Linked DNA regions of Homo sapiens: region 2 is linked to region 1. Evidence: chromatin loops called from intact Hi-C (ENCODE). Cell type or tissue: HepG2. All regions are shown on one strand. Each heading gives the region's core, and the rest is flanking DNA. Links, peaks and the distances in the headings are about the cores only. Region 1 overlaps AOPEP (aminopeptidase O (putative)). Region 2 overlaps AOPEP (aminopeptidase O (putative)).

Evidence for each region. Hi-C counts contacts between places; a loop is a spot of excess contacts. Peaks named below come from ENCODE experiments on the same cell type or tissue, not always from the same donor. Only the 100,000 strongest peaks of a DNase experiment are listed, where the experiment ranks them.
Region 2: a loop joins it to region 1, with 4 times the contacts of the local background. A loop is called at or near these places in 8 of 110 quality-filtered maps.

What each region holds. Positions count from the first base shown.
Region 1 is chr9:94,894,415-94,905,868 of GRCh38, forward strand. The region is part of intron 5 of AOPEP (aminopeptidase O (putative)); the gene reads left to right. Among named protein-coding and RNA genes, the nearest start is that of AOPEP-AS1, 45 kb to the right of the region's middle. In HepG2, for the core only: no CTCF peak of the experiment used is centred there; a DNase peak (open chromatin) is centred at 5,607; H3K4me3 peaks cover 1,766 bases.
Region 2 is chr9:94,945,562-94,957,015 of GRCh38, forward strand. AOPEP (aminopeptidase O (putative)) reads left to right here. Exons shown (of 17, transcript NM_001193329.3): 8 at 9,616-9,718; 9 at 10,347-10,454. Among named protein-coding and RNA genes, the nearest start is that of AOPEP-AS1, 5.7 kb to the left of the region's middle. RefSeq lists silencers at 4,873-5,051, 6,952-7,181. In HepG2, for the core only: no CTCF peak of the experiment used is centred there; a DNase peak (open chromatin) is centred at 5,570.

The DNA of each region.
Region 1 (11,454 bases), core at 1,314-9,313:
ATATAGTACTTTGTGAACTTTTCAGCAAAGAATTTTGACAATCTGACTGAAATAAATGATTTTCTAAGAACATATGAGTCACCAAAAATTGATACCGAATGAATTATTAGACAACCTAAGTAAACAATACCCATGGAAGAAAGTTAGCAAAGAATTTTTCCTGGAAAAACACCAGACCCACAGAGTTTCTTTCATAAGTGAATTTGCTCAAAATTTCAATAAACAGGTCAGTTCTAACTGTAAAGATATTTTCATAGAAAGGAAGGCTTTCAAATTATGTTTATGACCAGCAAAATACTAATGCCATAACCTGACAAGTTAGACAGAACAATAACATACTATAAGCTACTCTTATTTGTAAATATCAATGTAAAAATAACAAACAACATACATAACTCAATAACATATCAAAAGCATGATAAACCCAAACTAGATGGGTTTTATCCTAAAAGTGTAAGGATGGTTCCATCTTAAGAAATGTGTTAGGAAAACTTATATTTATAGGTCAAATATGTCAAAACTCAGTAGTTGCAAATAAGGCAGTTAGCAAAATTCAATAATATTTCTAATAAATACTTCTAGAGAAAATAGGACGAAGTGATATTTCTTTAATGTTATGTAAACTCTCTCTCTGTGTGTTTGTGTGTGTGTGTATTTGTAATCAAAAGGCAGCATGAGGCTGGATGTGGTGGCTCACACATGTAATCCCAGCACATTGGAAGGCCGAGGCAGGAGGATTGCTTGAGTCTGGGAGTTTGAGAGTAGCCTGGGCAACATAGCAACACAGTGAAACCTCATCTCTACTAAAAAAAAATAAAATAAAATAAAAAAAAAAAATAGCTGGGCATGGTGGTGTGCACCTGTAGTCCCAGCTGCTCAGGAAGCTGAGGTAGAAGGATTGCTTGAACCTGGAAAGTCAAGGCTAAAGTGAGCTGTGGTCATGCCACTGCACTCCAGCCTAGGTGACAGAGCAAGACCCTGTCTCACACACACAAAAAGGAAAAAAAAAAAAAAAAAGCTAGCATTATATTAGTAATGAAACAACAAAAGAAAATTCTATTTAAAGTTAAGATTAAAACAAGACAAGGTACCTACCATCACCATCACTATGTAATAATATTTGGATTCTAGACTCATGGTTAGTAAACTACCTGTAAGCCAAGTGCCTGCTTTTTTCTTTTTTCTTTTTTTTGAGACAGAGTCTCCCTCTGTCACCCAGGTTGGAGTGCAGTGGCATGATCTCAGCTCACTGCAGCCTCCGCCTCCTGGGTTCAAGCAGTTCTCATGCCTCAGCCTCTGGAGTAGCTGATTTTTGTACTGTTAGTAGAGACAGGGTCTCACTATGTTTGAGAGGCTGGTCTTGAAATCCTGACAGGTGATCCACATGCCTCGGCCTCCCAAAGTGCTGAGATTACAGATGTGAGCCCCTGCACTCGGCTGTGCTTTTTAAATAAAGTTTTATTGGAGCACAGCATTGCCCAGTCATTTATGTATTGTCTGTGGCTGCTTTCATGCCACAACTGCAGAAATGAGTAGTTGTGACAGAGGTTGTATGTTATAAAGCCTAAAATATTTGCTATCCTTTTATGGAGAATGTTTGCCTATCTCTATTCTAGACAATACTAATAGATAAATGAAAGAAATTAGAGGTAGAATTATTGAAAGGAGGCAGCAAAATTATCATTATTTTCGGAGGATGCATAGGAAAACCAAGATGATCAACTGAATGGAAAATAGAAACAATACAACTCGATAAGATGGATGGTTACAAAATAAACTTCTTAAAAATCATTCATTTTCTGATTTACAAACAAACAGTTATAATGGAAGAAGAGCTCCCATTTAGAAAAGCACAGAAAAGAAATGCTTATGAGTCTATATGATATGAATAAATTATGGAATGAATAAATAAGAATCTCCTGTACTGAATTCCAAATACTGCATGTAGATGCTCCCCTTCCGAGGAGATGGGACATAATGCCCTGCCTCTTAAGTGTGGACTGTGTATAGTGACTTCCTTCCAAAGGTCACAGTAGGGAAAGTGGGGGGAAAGAATAACGTTACAGTGGAGAAACCTGACAGACTGGACTGCTGCTTCTGCGGGGTGATCAAGGTTAGCATCAACAGTGATGTCATGTTGATAGCAGGTTCCTTGATGTGATGTGATGAGAACGCACTTTATATCTCTATTCTTTTTCCTAAAAACCTATAACCCATGTCTAACTGAAAAATCTCAGACAAACCTAAATTGAAGGACATTCTGTAAAGTACTTGACCATTACACCTTAAAACTGTCAAGGTCATCAAAATCTAGGAATGTCTGAGAAACTGTCTCAAGCAAGAGAAGCCTAAGGAGACATGAAGACTAAATGTTATGTGGTATTCTGGTAAAAACTAAGGAATTCGGAGTGAACTACAGACTTTAATAATGACATATTAATATTGGTTAATTGTATTAGCATTGTACATTTTGACAAATGTCTCAACTTTTGTGGGTTTTTTTTTTTTTTTTTGGTTTTTGGTTTTAACTTTTGTGTTTCTAAAACTAAAGTAAAATGTTTATTTAAATTAAAAAGCACCAAAATTTGAATGTGAAACATAAGGTGTATAGTTTGTCCTCAGTAAATTTCCCTGGTCATGTACATGTAAATATATATTTTTGGAAAGGTTTAAAAAAGTCATCTGAAAAAATAAATGTGAGGATGAATGGGAAAAAATTTTGAAGAGTAATGATGAGGGGTTCTATTATATTTCTATCTAAAACATGTTATAAAGATATATTAATCAGAATAGTTTGTTGCTTGAGAAGTTAAATTAAGCCCTTGAAATGTAAAAGAATAAAACTCAAAAATAAAGTCAAATACATTCAGATTTTTTTATATGATGAAATGAGCATTTCAAATCAATGAAGAAAAGATGGACTGATCAATAAATGTTATTGAGACATCCGATTCACAATTTGGAAATTTAGCTGCATACCATATTTCTTTCACCAAAATAAATTCCACATCAAATATTAAATAAAAAAAAGCACATCAAACCACAGTAGGAAACAAACATGAGTAAATAAATGCATTCTTGATATGTGGGAAACTTTTTAGAGTCAGAAAGTAAAATTCAAAAGCTGTAAAGAGAAATAGTGATAAAACATGTTTAATAAAAACTTCAAACTTCTAATTGAAAGAAATACAAAAAGAAATACAACAAATGAAAGGGGGTGTAGACAAATAAAGGGCTAAGTTTCTTATTTTATCAAGTGTTCTAACAAATGTTTTAATAAAAATCTCTCTCCCCAAATAAAAATTAACTCATTAGTAAAGCTGGCAAATGAAACTGCCATTCTCATTTGTTTTTTTGTGGGGATAGAAATTGTTGTGACTTCTTTGAGGGCCATTTGCAGTATTTACTGAAGTTTCAAAAGTATGCCTTTTTTTTTTTTTTTGGATACAGAGACTTGCTCTGTCGCCCAGGCTGGAATGCAATAGCACTATCTCGGCTCACTGCAACCTCTGCCTCCCAGGTTCAAGCGATTCTCCTGCCTCAGCCTCCAGAGTAGCTGGGATTACAAGCGCGCACCACCATGCCTGGCTGATTTTTGTATTTTTAGTAAAGATGGGGTTTCACCATGTTGGCCAGGCTGGTCTAGAACTCCTGTCCTCAGGTGATCCAACTGCCTCAGCCTCCCGAAATGCTGGGATTACAGGCATGAGCCACTGTGCCCAGCCTAAAAGTATGCTCTCTTTGACTCAGCACTTCCACTGCTAGGAATTTCACCAAAGTGTAGGTGGCTAAATAAGCAAGAATGTTTACTTCAGCATTGCTGGTAAAAGCAAAGCTCTGGAAACTCATGAGGGGCCAGGATATGTGCATTCTGCTGCACCATTCAGTGGAATTCTATGCAGCCTTTAAAAAGAATGAAGCTGGCCAGGCGTGGTGGCTCATGTCTGTAATCCCAGCACCTTGGGAGGCTGAGGCAGGCGGATCACCTGAGGTCAGGAGTTCGAGACCAGCCTGGCCAACATGGTGAAACCTCATCTCTACTAAAAGTACAAAAATTAGCCAGGTGTGGGGCACTTGTAATTCCAGCTACTTGGAAGGCTGAGGCAGGAGAATCGCTTGAAGGCAGGAGAATCGCTTGAACCCAGGAGGTGGAGCTTGCAGTGAGCCAGATCGCGCCATTGCACTCCAGCCTGGGCGACAGAACAAGACTGTCTCAAAAATAAAAAATAAAATGAAAAAAAAAAAAAGGCCGGGTGCAGTGGCTCATGCCTGTAATCCCAGCACTTTGGGAGGCCGAGGCGGGTGGATCATGAGGTCAGGAGATCGAGACCATCCTGGCTAACACAGTGAAACTGCGTCTCTACTAAAAATACAAAAAATTAGCAGGGCGTGGTGGCAGGCGCTTGTAGTCCCAGCTACTCAGGAGGCTGAGGCAGGAGAATGGCGTGAACTCGGGAGGTGGAGCTTGCAGTGAGCCGAGATCACGCCATTGCACTCCAGCCTGGGCGACAGAGCGAGCCTGGGCACTGTCTCAAATAAATAAATAAATAAAAAGACTTAAGTAGACCAAATGTGGGAGAAGCTCCTTGGTATAATATCAACTGAAGAAACAAAATGCAATGTCCATCATGCATTTGTCCTTATTACCTTAAAATATTTTCTGGAGCAATTCGTAATACCTTTTTAACACTGGTTGCCTTGGAGGAGAAAAAGTCCAAGTGGAGGACTGATGGGAGGAGGGAAGATAATTTGCCTCTTCATTTGCTTTTTTTTTTTTTTTTTTTTTTTGAGAGGGAGTCTTGCTCTGTTGCCCAGGCTGGAGTGCAGTGGCGCCATCTCGGCTCACTGCAAGCTCCGCCTCCTGGGTTCACGCCATTCTCCTGCCTCAGCCTCCGGAGTAGCTGGGACTATAGGCGCCCGCCACCACGCCCGGCTATTTTTTTTTTTTTTTTTTAGTAGAGACGAGGTTTCACTGTGTTACATTTGCTATTTTTTTATATTGACTTTTTTTTAACCGTGCAACTGTTAGCTTATTAATAATTAAAATTATGAAGGCCAGGCACGGTGGCTCACACTTTTATTCCCAGCACTTTGGGAAGCTAAGATGGGAGAATTACTTGAGCCCAGGAGTTTGAGACCAGCCTGGGCAACAAAATGAGACCCCATCACTACAAAAAATTTACAAATTAGCCAGACGTGGCGGTGTGCACCTGTAGTCCCAGCTACTTGGGAGGCTGAGGTGGGAGGATTGCGTGAACCCAGGATGTTGAAGCTGCAGTGAGCCATGATCGCACCACTGCACTTCAGCCTAGGTGTCAGAGTGGGACCCTATCTAAAAAAAAACAAACAAAAACAAAAATATAAAATTCTCAGAACAAAGAAATTGGAACAAAGTACAGACAACCCTTTTCAATAAGCATTACAAAATTTTTAGACGTAGGTTGCTTGAGTCCCAACTTACTGTCTCTATAATTAGAATTATTGAGTTACTGAGTTAAATCTAGCCCCAAGCAGGTTAATGTGTTACCTGACCCCTCCCCCCCAGCCAAATATATAGATTCAAGTAAACTTTTTGAAATACTGAACTATGAGTCTGTGAGTCATAGTTCATGGATTCCTGTGGACTTGAATGAGATGGAGGGGTCTGGGGAACCCAGGTTAGAAACCACAGTTATAATATGAAGAGCACTGGGCAGGGGGGTCAGAGGATGAAGGCCAGACTGACTGCTGGCCGCCGCCAACTAGCTAGCTATGTGAGCCAACCTCTCAGCCTGAGTTTTCTTGTCTGTGAAATGAGACTGGGGGTAAAAGGAAGTGGTAAAAGACCCTTCTAGCAACCAAATTCTGTGATTTATGAATATTGTAACCTGTAAACTTTCAATGGCACCAAGGTGATTGTGAGGACCACAGTAGCCTGCTAATGTAAGCACTATTCTTCAGGTCACAGTTTCAGGGCCAAAACACCATCCTTCCCAGGTCGTCAAGTAATTCTCCTCGGTAGATGATCTGCTGAGGCCGGCGATTATTCAGCCCTTCGGGAGGTGAGTGCAGAGCTGTTTTTCTCACCATCTTTAGCCTTCTGGGTATTCCTCATGCTTCCCCCTCTCTCAGGAGAATCTCTTGCCTCCTCCTCATCTTCTTCTTCCTGATTTATCACTGCCTCTGCCCCATCTGACATTAGGAAAGTGTTTCATCGTGCTCGAGTAGAAGATTTCATGGGAAACAGACTACCATCTTTGGAACAGGATCCGATATGAATAATTCTTTGAAACATTTTTCTCTGCATGTCTGTATCTTAGTCAACTTTCAGTTTCCCCTGCTTGAGGAGAGTGGGGCATGTAGACAATCCAAATGTCATCTATATTTGGCTTTAGAGTGTGTTTTCTACTTAGCTTTGAGTTCTGGATAGATCTGCGATTCTGGGAACTGACTTTAAACAAAATCACGAAGCTTTGCAGTGAAGACACATCTGACTCACAAGTAAGTTGAATGCTTTCCAAGGGCCCATTTTTTTAGAACTTGCTCAACTCTTTCCTGCAATAATGCTGTGCTTGGATCAGCCCACTTTCTCTCAGACCCTGGCAAACTGGCCATTCCAATATTCCTTCCTGTTAAAAGGTGGTTGCCATTTGGCTTTTTATTTGTAATTCATGCGAAGTTCAATAAGTAATATGAAACATCATTTCAGTAAGTGGTTCGGTGGGAGACATTATCAAAACAATTAGAATGTGTTACTGTCAATAAGCAAGAAATCAAAATTTCATAATCTTCTCTGACTCATGTGGAATTGACTTATACTTATGGCCCTTTCAGCTTTTAATGAAGAATGGCCAAAAAGTATAGAGTATTCAAGTTTGCTCAAATAAGAATCGATTGCTTCTTCCTCTGAGCCCCCATAGCAAGAATGTATTTTTTCAATGTAGCGGCTTTAATCACCTAATAGTATAGTATAGTACATGTTTTAAATGGGAGGATGGGCACTGTCTTCATTCATCCTTAAGTCCCTGACACCTAGCCCAAGTTTCCACCTATGATCGGTGTTTATCTAGTATTTGTTAAATGTGGGATTTCTCTCCTGATTGTCGGATTAACCCTTGAGTCCTTAGGACTCCTCGCTGCTTCTCAGTATCTCACATACCTTTTGCTAGCCACAAGAGAAAAAACAAAAACAAAACACCTCGCATCTTCAACAACCTTCACTTAAAATGTGTATAATAACTTTTCACGTAGAAAAGTGCTGAGAAGGCTGGGTGCAGTGGCACATGCCTGTAATCCCAGCACTTTGGAAGGCTGAGGTGGGTGGGCACTTGAGGCCAGGAGTTCAAGACCAGCCTGGCCAACATAGCAAAACCCCGTCCTTACTAAAAATACAGAAAATTAGCCGGGCGTCGTGGAGCACATCTGTAATCTTAGCTACTTGGGAGACTGAGGATGCAGTGAGCTGAGATCGCGCCACTGCACTCCAGCCTGGGTGACAGAGTGAGACTGTGTCTCAAAAAAAAAGAAAAGAAAAGAAAAAGTGCTAATAAAATACCTTAATGTGCATATGAATGAATTGGGGATCTTGTTAAAATGCAGATTTCAATTCAGCAGTTCTGAGAAGAGGCTAAGATTCTTCATTTGTAATAAGAGCCCAGGTGTCTAGACCAGGACCACTGGTCCTGGTCACAGACCACACTTTGAGTATCAAGAACTCTAAGTTGACTTGTGTATATTGTTAATTGACTGAGTGTTTAAGCAGGGAGGAAAAACACGGTTTAGCTTTCCAGTGAGTATGTCATTTAATATTTCTTACACACACAGAAAGGGTGAGGAAGGGTTAACAGGGTTCTGTGTGAATGATGTTCAGCAGGTGAGAAAGGAAACTAATAAAGCTGGCTGGATCTTGCTTTATGTGCTGTGCCTCAGCTCAGCAAACTGAGCTGGAGTGGGGTTAGGGTGAGCAGGGTCAACTGCTAAAACACAGTTTACTGCGGGGGTGAGACAGCAGCTGTTTTAACATCTCCCCCAATACCACACCCCCTCTGAGGACTAGAAGCATAAGAATGTATTGTATCCAAAAGAAATGGTCAGGAATGGTAGTTTAGACCTGCCTGTCTCAAATACCAATTGCCTAGTTGAGAATTTACCCAAGACATTAGTACTAGTGATTATGTCACTTTTCTTCTGCAAAGATGTGTTCATCTGTCTCATTTGTCACAATTTAGGTACATACATTTTCTGGTCTTCAGTTTCCTAGAATTTTCTTAGATAGAAATATGCTGTGTGTGTGTACTTGTGGGTGTGTTCCCCTGGGGCTCTGTATCTGTGTGTCATTTGAAAGAAAATTTAAAGCTCTTTTTAAAATCTTTTTTTTTTTTGCCGGGCACCGTGGCTCACACCTGTAATCCCAGCACTTTGGGAGGCCGAGGTGGGCAGATCACCTGAGGTTGGGAGTTTGAGACCAGCCTGATCAACATGGAGAAACCCTGTCTCTACTAAAAATACAAAGTTCACTGGTGTGGTGGTGCATGCCTGTAATCCCAGTTACTCGGGAGACTGAGGCAGGAGAATCTCTTGAACCCGAAAGATTTTTTTTTTTTTGAAGACAGAGTCTCATTCTGTCTCCCAGGCTGGAGTGCAGTGGCCCGATCTTGGCTCATTGTAACCTCTGCCCCCCGGGTTCAAGCACTTCTCCTGCCTCAGCCTCCCGAGTAGCTGGGATTACAGGCACCTGCCACCACACTCGGCTAATTTTTGTCTTTTTTGTGGAGAGACGGGGTTTTACCATGTTGGCCAGGCTGGTCTTGAATTCCTGACCTCAAGTCATCCACCTACCTCAACCTCCCAAAGTGCTGGGATTACAGGCATGAGGCACCATGCCTGGCCTTAAAACCTTTTCTTGATAGCCTTTTGCATTTCAGGTTTCTTGAAGTATCTCTGCTTGTTTGCTTCTGTTTCAAAGATCATAACAGGCAGCAGGCCCCATTGTGGGGGAAAGTGGTAGCAAATGGATCTGTGATAGCAGGTGTCATCCTCATCATCTCTTTACAGTAATCGAATTGGTTGAAGATACATGGAAATCCAACTAGATACACTTGTAAAAATATCACCTGCCAGTGCAGTGGCTCACACTTATAATTCCAGTACATTGGGAGGCTGAGGTGGGAAGATTGCTTGAGGCCAGGAGTTCAAGACCAGCCTGGGCAATGTAGCAAGACTCCATCTCTAAAAAAAAAAAAAAAACAGTTTTCAAGTTTGCCTGGGTGTGGTGGCATGCACCTGTAGTCCTTGCTTCTTGGAGGACTGAGGCAGGAGGATTACTTGAGCCCAGCAGTTCAAGGTTACAGTGAGCTAATTAGCTGGGTGTGGTGGTGGGTACCTGCAATCCCAGGGAGGCTAAGACAGGAGAATTGCTTGAACTCAGGAGAAGGAGGTTGCAGTGAGCTGAGATTGCTCCATTGCACTCCAGCATGGGCAACAGAGTGAGACTCTGTCTAAAAAAAAAAAAAAAAAAAAGTTCAAAAAATGTTTAAAAAGTTACAGTGAGCTATGATTGTGCCACTGCATTCCAGCTTGGGTAACAGAGCAAGACTCTGTTTCTTAAAAAAAAAAAAAATTACTAAAACATTTGTGATTGCCATTTGATGACTACATACCGTAACTACTCAATTTTGCCTTCCTTTCATGTGAATAGTGTCCTTTGCTGCATCTGCATTTGAGCTGCCCAAGAGCCCAACTAAATTAATCCCTCCAGAAGTAAAGGAGATGAAATCAACCAATCTGAGGAAAGCCTGACCAAGGCATTCATGTATCAAAAAGATATGGAATACCTACCCACTGCATACATGATACTAGAAATCCTACAGCTTCCCTGCACAGTGGCTGTGGTTTTCATTTATATGAAACTGAGGCCAGAGAGGTAAAGAACTTGGCCTGAAGTCACATGGGGCACTGGGTATTATTTGAAGCAGTTTTTTTCAAAAAAGTCACGGAGAAACATTACTCAGAGCCTCTCCCTCACACCCTGCAGATAGAGCTCTGAATCTCGGCATCTGTGAGTTGTTTCTTTTGGGCTTTTTAAAAAGTCTTCCAGAATTGTGGAATGGGATAGTTTCAGTTAAAATATCTGTTTTTGAAAATCATGACCAATAATAAAAATCAAGAATGTCCTATTACATATTTCATACCTTTAAGAATTTTGTTTTGCTCTAATTGGTCTTATTGGATTAAATGATTTCTAAAGTCTTCTCTGGGACTTCACTTTTGTGTTTCAAGTTTCTTATCCATCTGAAAGCCATATATTTGGGTTAAACCAAATTATTAGCAATAGGTATCTTTGTAGAATTTCTAGTAGTTTGGAAGGAGTTGAATGTACTAGAATCATAGCACGTATTTCAGCTGCTTTATTAGCAGTCTAGCTAAGGGGAGTTTATTGTTCCAGTTTTAGTCATTATAATACAGCCCTGTTTAATATTGCATGATCTGTGGGTTGCCATAAACTTGGTACAAATTGGAGTGCTGATATAACATGAAATGAAGCGCCTTGTCTGAATGTTGCTTTTGTTTTGCATTTAACAAATTAGTATGTTGACATTTGTCACTGATGGATTTCATTATTTGCTGAAAGGGTTTTAGGGGGTTTGACAGCATGAATGGTTTGTCTTACAGACTTTTGAGAATTGATAAAAGCATCTTTGTTCTTTGTACAAAAGCACAACAGATATCGTATTGATGGACACACAAAAAGGGATGGCTTGTGTAGCTGCAACATAAAATAAACCAAGAAAATAATTTTCGAGTTGCTACTTACTCTTTTATGTGATTTCTTCTTCTCATCCTTTTTTTCCTGATAAAAGAATGAGTTTCGTTCATCTCAATAACAAGCTCAAGAGCAATCAATAATCTTTCAGTAAAATTAAAATATTGGCTTCTTTATGCTCCACTTACATATCGTTTAAGGAGGATTATTTTAAAACATTATAAACACAGTTATGGTTCAGATTGCATTAAATAACTGTTCCACGTCCTCAGATAACAGAGGTGAGATGGGGGAGCAGGAAACTAAGAGTTCCGTAAAATAAGGAAAAGGACTAAAATTTTGATTTCAAATTCTAGTTTTATCAAAATGGTAAATATGCATGTTCTTCTGTCATTTTTTTTTGTTATATTTAGAGGGATAGCCTCATCATTCAAATGTACCTTCCTGTACATATCATGGAGCCCTTATTGGAGGTTGCTCACCTCACGCTTTTGCCCCAATCTTGTTAAAATCTGTTATAAAGTATGCTCTGGGAAACACATGCACACACACTCACACTCACAGAGGACTTCCAGTAAAAGCCTTGCTAGAAAGCTACAAACAATGAAATCTATCAATGATCAGATGATAACACCCATCACTAACAACTGCCAACACTCAGACTAAAGCAGTCAAGACACTGAGGGAACCATCCATCATCCCTGTCATTTCTG
Region 2 (11,454 bases), core at 1,956-9,955, 52 kb after region 1:
AAACCAGGCAAGCCCTCCACCCCTGCCGCTGCCGCCCCCATGCCTAGGGCCGTGCTGTCCTCCACTGAGGAGGGAAAAGTCCTTCTCCAGCTCCCACGGGCCATCTGCTCCTCGTTGAGTCATCAGATGAGGCGATCCTTCCCATTACCTCAGCACACAGCACTGCACATGCTGTTGGTGTTCAAAACGGGCTTCGAGCCTCCTCTTGTAAAATGAAGCCAATGTTTGTCTCATTTGCCTCTTTCCAGAAGAAGTCGTGATTTTTTTTTTAATGCAATACAGAAAAAGTTTTCCATTTTTATTCTTTCTACTTTTGCTTCCAGTAATTTTCAGGTTCTCTGTATTCCTGTGTTCTGAATGTGTATGGCACACCAGCAGCCTGAGTTATGGCTGAGTCACTATGATCACCTTAACCCTGATAGATGAACCCAGCTTATGAGGAGACCTGTCTCAGCACATTGCACAGCTCTACCCCGCCCCAAACAGAACACTGTGAAAAGTACAGTCAAGGCCTTGTACTGCCTGGATCCTATACTCAAAAAGTTAATTCTATCTCGCAATATATATTTAATACAATTCAGTTAAGCTTCCTCTAAATAATTCATTTAGTTTAGTTTTTTTGAAATGAAAACCACACTTGATGCTGATTTAGCAAGGCCAAAGCTATGTAGCAAACCTCTTGACTCTACTGAATGGATGAATAATGTTTTCCTTCACATGCTTTAGCTTAAATATATTCCGGGCTGTACAGTCTCTTAAAATTGTAGATATTAGAGTCAGAAAGGACCTTAAAAGTGATTTTGCCTAACCTTCCCTGTGCCTGACAGATGGCCACTCAGCTTCTACCTGAGCAGTTCCAGGATCCAGGTCTCATTGCACTAGCAAACAGCAGATTTCCTGTGCTCAGCTTCTACCTGAGCAGTTCCAGGATCCAGGTCTCATTGCACTAACAAACAGCAGATTTCCTGTAGGAAGAGCCTGATCCTTAGAATGGCCCTTCTCAGATTTGGCTGGAATCTGCCTCCTGTAACATCTGCGCAGTCCTCTTAGCTCTTATCTCCAGAATTGCACAGAATGCGCCTTGCTCCCACCAAAACAATCTACGTATCTGAAGGCTCTTCTTTCTTTTCCTGACCAATAGGTCACTTTTTTGGGTGAATTTAGCATATATACCGCATGCCTGGGAGAACGTTCGCTTTCTTGGGCTTGGTCCTTGGTTGTTCTCTTTGTTGACAGTGGTCTTCTCCAAATGTGACAACTGAACTGAACACAGCCTGCTTTGAGGCGCCACCCATGAAGCATGGAGTGGAACTGTTATTGCACCCCTGGATCTGGATCATCCAGAAAGGAAGGACAAGTGTTCATCCAGTGGGATTCACTCAGATATATATATATACCATGTTTCTTTTTTGTTATTCTTTTTTTTTTTTTTCGAGATAGAGTCTCGCTCTGTCGCCCAGGCTGGAGTGCAGTGGCGCGATCTCGGCTCACTGCAAGCTCCGCCTCCTGGGTTCACGCCATTCTCCTGCCTCAGCCTCCCGAGTAGCTGGGACTACAGGCGCCTGCCACCACGCCCGGCTAATTTTTTTTTTTGTATTTTTATTAGAGACGGGGTTTCACTGTGTTAGCCAGGATGGTCTCAATCACCTGACCTCGTGATCCACCCGCCTCGGCCTCCCAAAGTGCTGGGATTACAGGCGTGATCCACCGCACCCGGCCTTTTGTTATTCTTTTAAGAGATGGGTCTTTCTCTGTCGCCCAGGCTAGAATGCAGTGGCGCAATCAAAGTTCACTGCAGCCTTGAACTCCTGGGCTCAGTGATCCACCCACCTCAGCCTCCTGAGTAGCTGGGACTACAGGCGAGCACTACCACATCTCGCTTTGTTGCCCAGGCTGGTCTCGAGCTCCTGGCCTCAAGGGATCCTCTGCCTTGGCCTCCTGAAATGCTGAGATTACAGGCTTGGGCCCCTGCACCCAGCCCCATATTTCATTTTTACATTCAGTATAATACACCTTGTCATGGCAGTTCTACCATTCCAAGTCCCATGCATTTTTCCTCCTTAATAACATTCTTTGAGTGCTTTTAATATGCCAAACACTGTCCTAAGCATTCTATATACATTATCTCATTTGATCCCAAAATGGCCTTGTGAGAGAAGTGCTGGTACCATAGTACCATTTTCCTCCCCATTTGATAGAGGAGGAAGCAGGTGCATGGAGATATTAAGCAGTCAGCCTTATCTGCACAGCGAGTAAGCAGCAGCACTGGGGTGAAAGCAGAGGCGCATCTGACCCCAGAGCCCAGCTCCTAACTGCTCCTCTCCACATCACCTCCCCCAGTGGGATTCCCATTACATTTGCATTCCTCCTGTTGATCCAGCCCACCCTTGTGCTTACTATGTTGGAAGCCACAGCAGTCACCTCCTGCTACATGTTGAGTTTACAGAAAATTAAATATACTAAATATTTTTCATAGGCAAACAGTTAATTTTTTAAAAACTCTTTCTCTCTATTAGATATTTTCTTCTTATTCATTGGACCCTCAGTTCAGCCTGCGGTTGCTGTTCTTGACTGTGGATGCTGTCAGTCAACCAGGTAGACTCCCAACTATAGCTCATAGGCAAATCTGTTAAGCCAGTAAATCACCATTCCTTAGGCACAGACCTAAGGATCTCCATCCAGGTTATAGCAAATAATTAATCAACACCCTTGGGGCTCTGTTTTTTAGCCTTGTATAAAGCCGTGAAACAACTACCATATGCTCACCGTTGCATGCTCTCCACCACATCCATTCTACTAGCTGCCTTGCAGAAGTCAAGATGCCCCACTGAATTTCTGGAATTGGCCCTCAGGATCCCATTCTAACTCTTGTAGTTCATCATTTTCTCTTTTAAGTGCTCACAAACTGTTCAATAACGTCATCACAAATTTTGCCCCGCCCCCCATCTCTTATCTTTGCAAATCGGAATAGCTGTCTACCTCCTTCAGCTTCTTTCTCATTGTCTGTGTGAATTGATCCTCCCCGCAGAGATCTGTGATCACATATCACAGGTGGAAGCTTTCAGAGCTATAGCCTGTCCCTCACCTGGACTTGGAATGGGAACTCCTTTAAAGGGTGAAGGAGCCCTGTCTACCAGTACCAAGCAGCAGTTCCCACATAGCAGGGCTTATTCTACCATGAGTAGCTTGAAAATCATTCTCCTTGGCAGGAAAGTTGAATCAAAATGGGAGTTGAGTCATTCTGTTCTTTCTGCCACCTCTTGGCACCTGGTCTTCCTTATGCTCCCAACTTCACCTCCAAAGCCCTTTTTGTTGTCCTGGGCCTTCTCCACTAGCCCATCCTGAAGTTTTGCCTTCTTGGCAGTCATTTTACAGCCTCCCAGCTCTCTTTATGTAGCGTGGGTTTTTCCTTTCTCCAGCATCCCGTTCAACTATTGTCTGTGTTCTCTGAAAACCACCCTTAGCAGAAACTGCCTGTGCAGTCACATGGGTGTCTTGGCTCTCCGTTTTTCTCTGTCTCTTTTGAGAATGTGTCTAGATCATCGCTTGCTGTGTTGAATGGGACAATATAGCACTCAGACCATTGCATTGATTGGTTTCTTATTTTTTCTCCATGTGGTGTTTTGCTTCTCAGAGGAATTTCTGATACATGGGCAATCAAGACCTGAGGACATTTTGGTTTTGTGTTGATACTCATTGCTTTTCTGAGTTTCATCTTTCATTTTCCCACCCTGATTATTAAAATGTGTGGAGTTTGTTTGCATTTTCCACAGTTCTGCTAACTACAGAGTTTCTCCTTATCACCTTCTTTAGCAGCCGACCCGGGACGCTGAGACTTCTTATGGGTACCCACCACTGGGTCCTTTCACTCTCAGGAGGACAGAATAAACCTTGTTTATTTTCCCGTGGCTCCTCAGAGGGATCCTCCTTCTGTCTTAAATCATCTTAGCAATTGCCTTTTTCAACACCAGAGGAATATCTTTCTGTGTCTGCTGCAGGCTGATGGTCCCAGTGGGGAAGCCCTTCCTGCTGGGTAGCTGTTAAATCCATTTTGAAAAGCATACAGACAGTCACACCTGCCAAATACCAGCGGTGTTGATACAATACAAATTTATTAGTTAAAGGTTTATTCACAACCTTTTGGTAGCACTGCAAATGCTAGTCAGTGGCAAATGTTCATTATTCACAGTTTATAGATAGGAAAATTGTCACCGAAAACAAACAGTGGATAGAGAATTCCTGTGCTTTCATCATTCTGCCTTCATTTTTTACCCAGAGGTGTCTTCGTGGAGCGGTGTAGACCAAGGGGATGAGTGTGTAAGGAAGATGCCCAGACCTAGCTTAGTAGGACTTTATGTGGCTCTTGAAATTTGTTGTTTCTTTTATTTATTTTCTGATGATGATGAGTCAAGGAGCAAGCTTAAAGACCAGCCCTTAAAGGGTTTGCATTCAAAATCAGCAGTCTCACCAAGGGAGAGTATAGGCTACATTTGTGTGTGGTGTCATTAAAACCTTTTCATTTTGGAATAGGTTTAGACTCCCAAGAAATTACTGTAGTAGTAGAGTGAGTTCCTGTGTCCCCTCCCCCAGCTTTCCCCCATGACAGCATCTCACATGCGTAACTATGGTGCCATGTCTTCTTAATGTCTTTGCCTGTCAGAGGAAGGTTTAGTTGATGCTACTGGAGGCTCAGTCAGAACATAGTCGGAACACAGAACGCAGATAATAGCCACATTTACATTGAGCTACTGAATGCCAGGAGGAGCTCTGGCTGAGTGCTCTGGTGCCACTCAGCTCTGGGAGCTGCCCCAGTGACTCTTACTGTCACCTTTTCACAGATGAGGGAGCCGGACTGCATGGGGCTTATGTTCAAGATCACATGGCAGTGGAGAGACTTGGGTCCAAGCCCTCACCCAGTGGTCATGCTCCTTCCCCTGCAGGTCTCACCTGTGCATCTGGGGCTCAGATGGGCACTGTTGGCCAGTCTCTACACAAGGGTCAGATTTCACTTCCTCCATTGTTGCAGGGTGAGTGAGGTCCTGCTCTCAAAGCTGTCAAACCTGGTGGGGCAGCTGCGACTAACAGAAACACTGAGATGTTGAAATGATCATTAATTCCCTTCTGTCTCATTTCTGGGATGCTTAGTCCCTGGCTCAGGCGTGGCAGCAGCAGGTTTATAGTTGAAGAATCTCTTGTGGCTCTCATGCTGACTGCTGGGAGTGTGAGAGGAAGAGTGCTGCTGGAGGGCCCGCCTGGGTGGGGGCAGAGCAGCAGGTGGGTATTCAGACCCAGCTGACATGCCAGAGGACAGTTCAGAGGCATTTTCTCAAATCCCACCCTTGGGGTTATCCTGCAGGATTGGACCTTTCTTCAGGAGGCCCGATTCGAAATCAAATCATTATGTATCAAATATCACTGCCACCTGCCCACTCTTTAAATATCCACATTGCCTCTGTGGTTGTGGTGGAAAAGGAAGGCGTGGGGAAGGGAAAGGGCACGTCAATCTCAGTTGTTGCATTTGGTGCCAAGTACAACAGAAACCAAGGGCATTTGAGCTCAGATGACCTTGGTAACTTGATCTCTCACATTCCATGTATTCCAGCCAAAGAAATAAACACCAGAGTGTAATGTCTAAGAGATACTGAACACTTTTGCTTTTATGGAATGCTTCCACATGACCTGAGCCTCACTGCAGACTTTACAGGTGAGGAAGCTGAGCTTCAGGGAGGGTAAGCAATTCCTCTAAGGTTCTCCACTTAGTACTTGGCACAGCCAAGATGGGGACCTGGATCTTGGGGGGGCCCCAGAGTGTAGCAAGGACTTTGGTGTTCTGTGGACCTGGGTTCTTAACCTCGACTCTGCCACTAACCAGTTTTGTGGTCTTCTCTAGGACTCACTTTCTTTAACTTTTAAATGGGCATAAACAGGATGTGGCCTCATCAGGATCTTATGAGGGAAGAGGGTGTGATGCATAATAAGAAGAGCTTGGCTGAGTACCTGGCACAGAGGATAACCAGGAAACGTTAGCTGTTAGTACTAGTCCAGTTAGAAACGAATCTGGCTACAATTATTGCAGCAATAAAGCAATGGTTGACTTAAACAAATGGTAGTTATCTTTCACACACAATACAAAGTCAGAAGGCAGGCATCCCCAGGCTGGCCAGGAGCAGCATGATGATAGTAAAGGCTGTTTGCCTTCCTTCAGTCCATTCTGCTCTCCACAGAATCCTGGTTTGCTGCCTCATGGTTGCAAGATGGCCATCACTGCTCCATCCACCAGGCTTGTGGGGAAGAGGTGCGGTAGCAGTCACATTTTCCCCCTTTATAAGGAAAGCAAAAGCTTTCCCAGAACCCCACCCAGCATGGAATCACAGCAGACATCTGCTTTTTTCATTTTGGCCTGGACTAAGTGCCACAGCTGCAAGAGACACTTAGAAAATGAGCATTAGCTTTTCAGATTCAGTCATACAAGTGGCAAGGAAGAAGGCAAATGAGAATGGGAGTAGACCGACCAGTTGGATTTGCCACAGCCCTTCCTGCCTCTCACACTGTCATTTTAAAAAAAATTTTGCATTGGTCCTCAGGTGCATAGGGCTTAGTTCATCCTAGTCGTGTGCCAGTGGCACATGAGTGGCAAAGCCCCTTTTCTAGACTGATGGCCTTTCCTGCTCGCAAGTGTATGCTGTTTCATGTACGTGCATCGCTTAAGTTTTTAAATGAAACATAACATAGATACATTAAAGTGCACAAGTCTTTGCTAGATGGCTCAAAGGATTTTTATGATTTATCCCCATGAAAGTACATTCAGATCAATCTATAGAACAGTCCCAGCATCTCAGAAACCTTCCTGTTTCTCTGCTGTCTGTCAACACTCCCTCCCAAGGTGACCATTATTCTGATCTCTATCCCCATAGGTCAGTTTTGCCTGTTCTTGGATTTCATTGACATGGACTTGTACATGTGTGTGTGCACTTCGTGGACCTGACTTCTTTGGCTGACCTGTGAGAGTCATCTGTGTTACTGTGTGTGGTTGTAGTTCATCTGCTTTCTCCGGTACTTTGTCTCTCTACGCAGACCTGGTATTAGTAGCATTGTGAGAACCAGAGTAGCACAGAGATGGAAGTTTCCTGTTTCCATTCATAGAGTGTCATTTCCTCCTAGAAACCACCCCCTCTGATTTCTTGCAAAGCTTGCCTGTGCACTGCCCTCTCCAGCAGCAAGCTGCTATCAAAGGAATCTCTTGGGGACTTGTATATTGGCTTTGAATGCTGTCAGCAGGAAGAATTTTCTTGAGCACTTCTTCATTTGGAGAGGATGGAAGAAGAGAGTTAGAGAGGGATGCTTTCGGGAAGGACATTTTTAGGCAAAGGAAAAAACAGCAACTGAAGGCGTCATTGGGAACTGGAACCTGGAAGCCAGCCTTCTGAGCAGAGATTTACATCATTCTTCTGTGTTCCTCCCCTTCGAGCAGTCTCAATTCAGGGCTCAAGGGCAAAAAAGACGCACGGCAACTCTGCCTGTCTTAGGGCTGGGCAACCTAGTTTGAGTTCAGACTGACTCTTGAGAAGTCTCCCTTCCCCCAGACAGTGGGTGATGGGCTTTCCTTATCAAAGCTAGTGTGGCTTTCTTACAAAAACATTGCATGGCAGGACAAACCTGAGAGCAGTGAAAAAAGCTGATTCTTTTCAGGGGAGTCTTAAATGAAGATGAAATGGATTAGTTATTCTTACAAGTGTGGGCATGTAGGTAAGTCAGGGATCGAGTAGAAAAATGAAAAGTATGCAGTTAGCTCTGATGGTTTTCATCATCATCTTTCCTTTAGGTATCTGCTGATTCTGTGCCTTGTGTCTGCTGGGATAATGTCCCAGAGTATTCAGCTAAGACTTAATCAGGGATCCTGTTTGCTAAAATGGAATATTTTATTAAGTTTATTAGGTAATTTCTGTATCCCTGGCCCTTGCTAGGGGCTTTGCAATGTATTATTTCAGTTATTCTCTGCAGGATCAGGGAAGGTGGGTAGGATTATTCCCATTTTACAAGTGAGTAAATGAAGGTTAGTAAGTAACAGGTAGTAAGAAGTAAGGCTGCTAGTCTAAACTAGGTCTCATATTCCAAAGGCTGCATACCTTCTGCACCACCACACTACCTTTTAAAATAACCCCTTGCTTTTCTGATGCACCAACCCTCTCGTGGTTCCTTGCCTTCCTTCACCTCAACACTCCTCAGTGTTGATCCAGTGAGTGGCCGGTTTTAGAACAGCCGAAAGCTGTAAATACCTCCTCACTTATTTTGATTCAGCTGTTGAAGCTATACTGTAACACTGCACAAATCTTTACTAGATGGCCCAAAGGATCTGTTACATTTTATTTAAAATATTTAAAATTTTAAAGCCAAATAGCACAGTGGAAAAGATCTTCATGGAGAATAAGGAGTCGCTGGTTTCAGTCCTAATGTCACTACAAATCAAAACAAGGCATAAAGCTGGGCGTGGTGGCTCACACCTGTAATCCCAACGCTTTGGGAGGCTGAGGTGGACGGATGGCTTGAGCTCAGGAGTTCGAGACCAGCCTGGCCAACATGGCGAAACCCCATCTCTACAGAAAAAAACAAAAATTAGCTGGGTACGGTGGCAGGCTTCTGTAATCCCAGCTACTTGGGAGGCTGAAGCAGAAGGATCATTTGAGCTCAGGAGGCAGAGGTTGCAGTGAGCCAAGATCGCACCACTGCGCTCCAGCCTGGGTGATGGGAGTGAAACCCTGACTCGAAGGAAAAAAAAGACTTTGAGTGGACCGTGACTATCCAGTCCAATCTTTTGGCTTCCCTGGGCCACATTGGAAGAAGAAGAATTGTCTTGGGCCATGTGTAAAATAAGCTAACACTAACGACAGCTGATAAGCTAAGGAAAAAATCGCAAAAAAATCTCGTAATGTTTTAAGAAGTTTATGAATTTGTGTTGGGCTGCATTCAAAGTCATCTTGGGCCACATGTGGCCCATGGATGGGCTGTGGGTTGGACAAACTTACTGTAGAACTAATGTCTGTGTGCCTCAGTTTACCTTGTGTGAAATGAGGAAGTTGAAGTATGTGATTCTTGATGTTCCCACCTGTTCTAAAAACATGAGCTTCTATGACCTTTTTTTGTAATTCTAATATGGGTGGAAAGTACAAATATTTATTAAAGGAGCCTTAATTACTAAGTGCAAATCCAGAGAAGTGGATAACATTGAGGCTTTCAAAATTTTTTGAAAGAGATATAAGTTCTTTACTTTTCCAAGTAAAGCTTCATTTTCCATTGCATTTCCCAGTCTGTCATCAAAAAAGGGTATACGTTCTTAGATAATTTATAGTAGAGCTTAGAACCCTTGAGGGTCTGGCAGACTTTAATTTTGGATAAATTGATGTAAAATATTTGCCAATAGCCAACTTCAGGTTCCCAACCCAAATATAAATCCCGTAGACGAGTATGTAATACAAACTGTTCTAAATTATACCTGGTACTGTTGAATAGAATCAGGATGATATTGAGCAACTCTGAAAATAACAAATAAGATGCTATTATGACCTAATTACTTAAGAATGTGCTATACTTAAATAAATTGTTACTAAATCGTTTTAGACCCAGTAAAGACAAAACTGGCCACACAAGTGACTCGGGAGCATCTGTTATCAAGCATGGACTTAATCCGGAGAAGATCTTCATGCAGGTGCATTATTTAAAGGTAAGCACATGTCAGTTGCAGAAGCCAGTGATTGTGGTGCAGCACTTTTTAGGCCACACAATTAAACAATGATGATTAGTAACAAGACTGAGGTGAAAATACTGTAATGATATCTGACTGGCCAGATATCTGAGCGTTCAGTAATTAAAGCACTTCATGCCCAAAAAAGGAGACCAAGTTAGGAAAGACTGAATGAACAAAGGCTGAAATATTCCCTGCCCTGTACCTCTGTTCTCCCTGCCTGAGGAGCAGAACTCTCACTTTGCTGTCAGGTTCCAACTGAAAGACATGGGTGAGAAGGAAGTGTTTTCTGTCGTGAAGGCCTTTCCTGGTAGGGGGAGTAGAGAAGAACTGGGTCTCTCTTCTCTTTTCATCTGCGATGGACAACCAGCCTTCATGTGAACCAAGTCCAAACAAAAATGATGACAACATTAACAAAGGAGTTGAGAACTAATTAATTTCCAGGCCACGCCTTCCTGGTGAAAATGGAAAGGGCAGCCAGGGACAGGTAGGACGGCACATTCTAGATGCACAAGTGCACTATGGGTTAGGTAGGGCTGACTATATAACCATTTTTTTATGAACTCATGGTAGGCCTCTTTTTCTCTCTCTTTTTTCTTTCTTCTAGGGCTACTTCCTTCTTCGGTTTCTTGCCAAAAGACTTGGAGATGAAACCTATTTTTCATTTTTAAGAAAATTTGTGCACACATTTCATGGACAGCTGATTCTTTCCCAGGTAACTTATGGGTCCTCATGAGTCCATGATGTATGACTGGAGGGGGTATGGCACATGAAGATTAGATTATGCCAGTATTAAAGAGTAGGGAAAAGGTTTCCCATTTAATGCAGTGGGAAAAATAGGAAGTTAATGAAATGGACACAAAGAAAGGGTTGCTTCAGGGAAGGTGATCTCTCTGTAGTTTTGAAATAAACTATAACCCAAAGCTGTCTCGTACACAGTGATAGTTAAAGACAAAAATAAAACAATCCTGCCGTTCTCTTTACCTGGACTTATCTTTGGAAGACTGCCTCCTTCTTACCTTCTAGTTTTCAGTTTGAACGCCACAGGCTCCAAGTCACCCGGCTAAACAGATCTGCATCCAGGCTCACGTGTCCCACCCCTTTGCCCTTTCCATTGCCTTCATTGTCATTGCCATTGTCTGTAATTATGTTTTCATCATGGGGCTATTTGTTTCTTTTCGCTGTCCTCCACTCTACGTATATGCCCAACAAGGCCAGACCATTCTATTTCACCAGTACTTAGCACATGATTGGCACACAGTAGGTACTCCATAAATATTTGATCAATAGATTAATAACCAGATACACTGAAATATGCAGACAGCCTGGCCACAAAACTATCAGAGAGAGACCCTGTCAGCTCGTATGGGCATGGGGCCAAGCAGCACATAGCAAGGAAGTTAACAAGGAGTGGCAGGCTCTGAAAAATGACACTCATAACTAATAGAAAATAGGTGATGCATCCTTAGCATAGATTGGACTAATGGACCTTTTTCATATTTGATAATTGTGCTCATATACAGCTGTGAGTCTCATTATCTCCAGTGTTAGATGTAAAGGATGTGCACGTATAATTTGAACACAGATGGAAGAATCACATGAGCGTAACAAGACCGGATGGCTGTTCCTCTATGTTCTTTTTATTTTTGTACTGGGTGTGGGGAAAATCCTCCCTAAGCATATATTTGGAAAAGCAATTCGAAAACTGGTTCAGA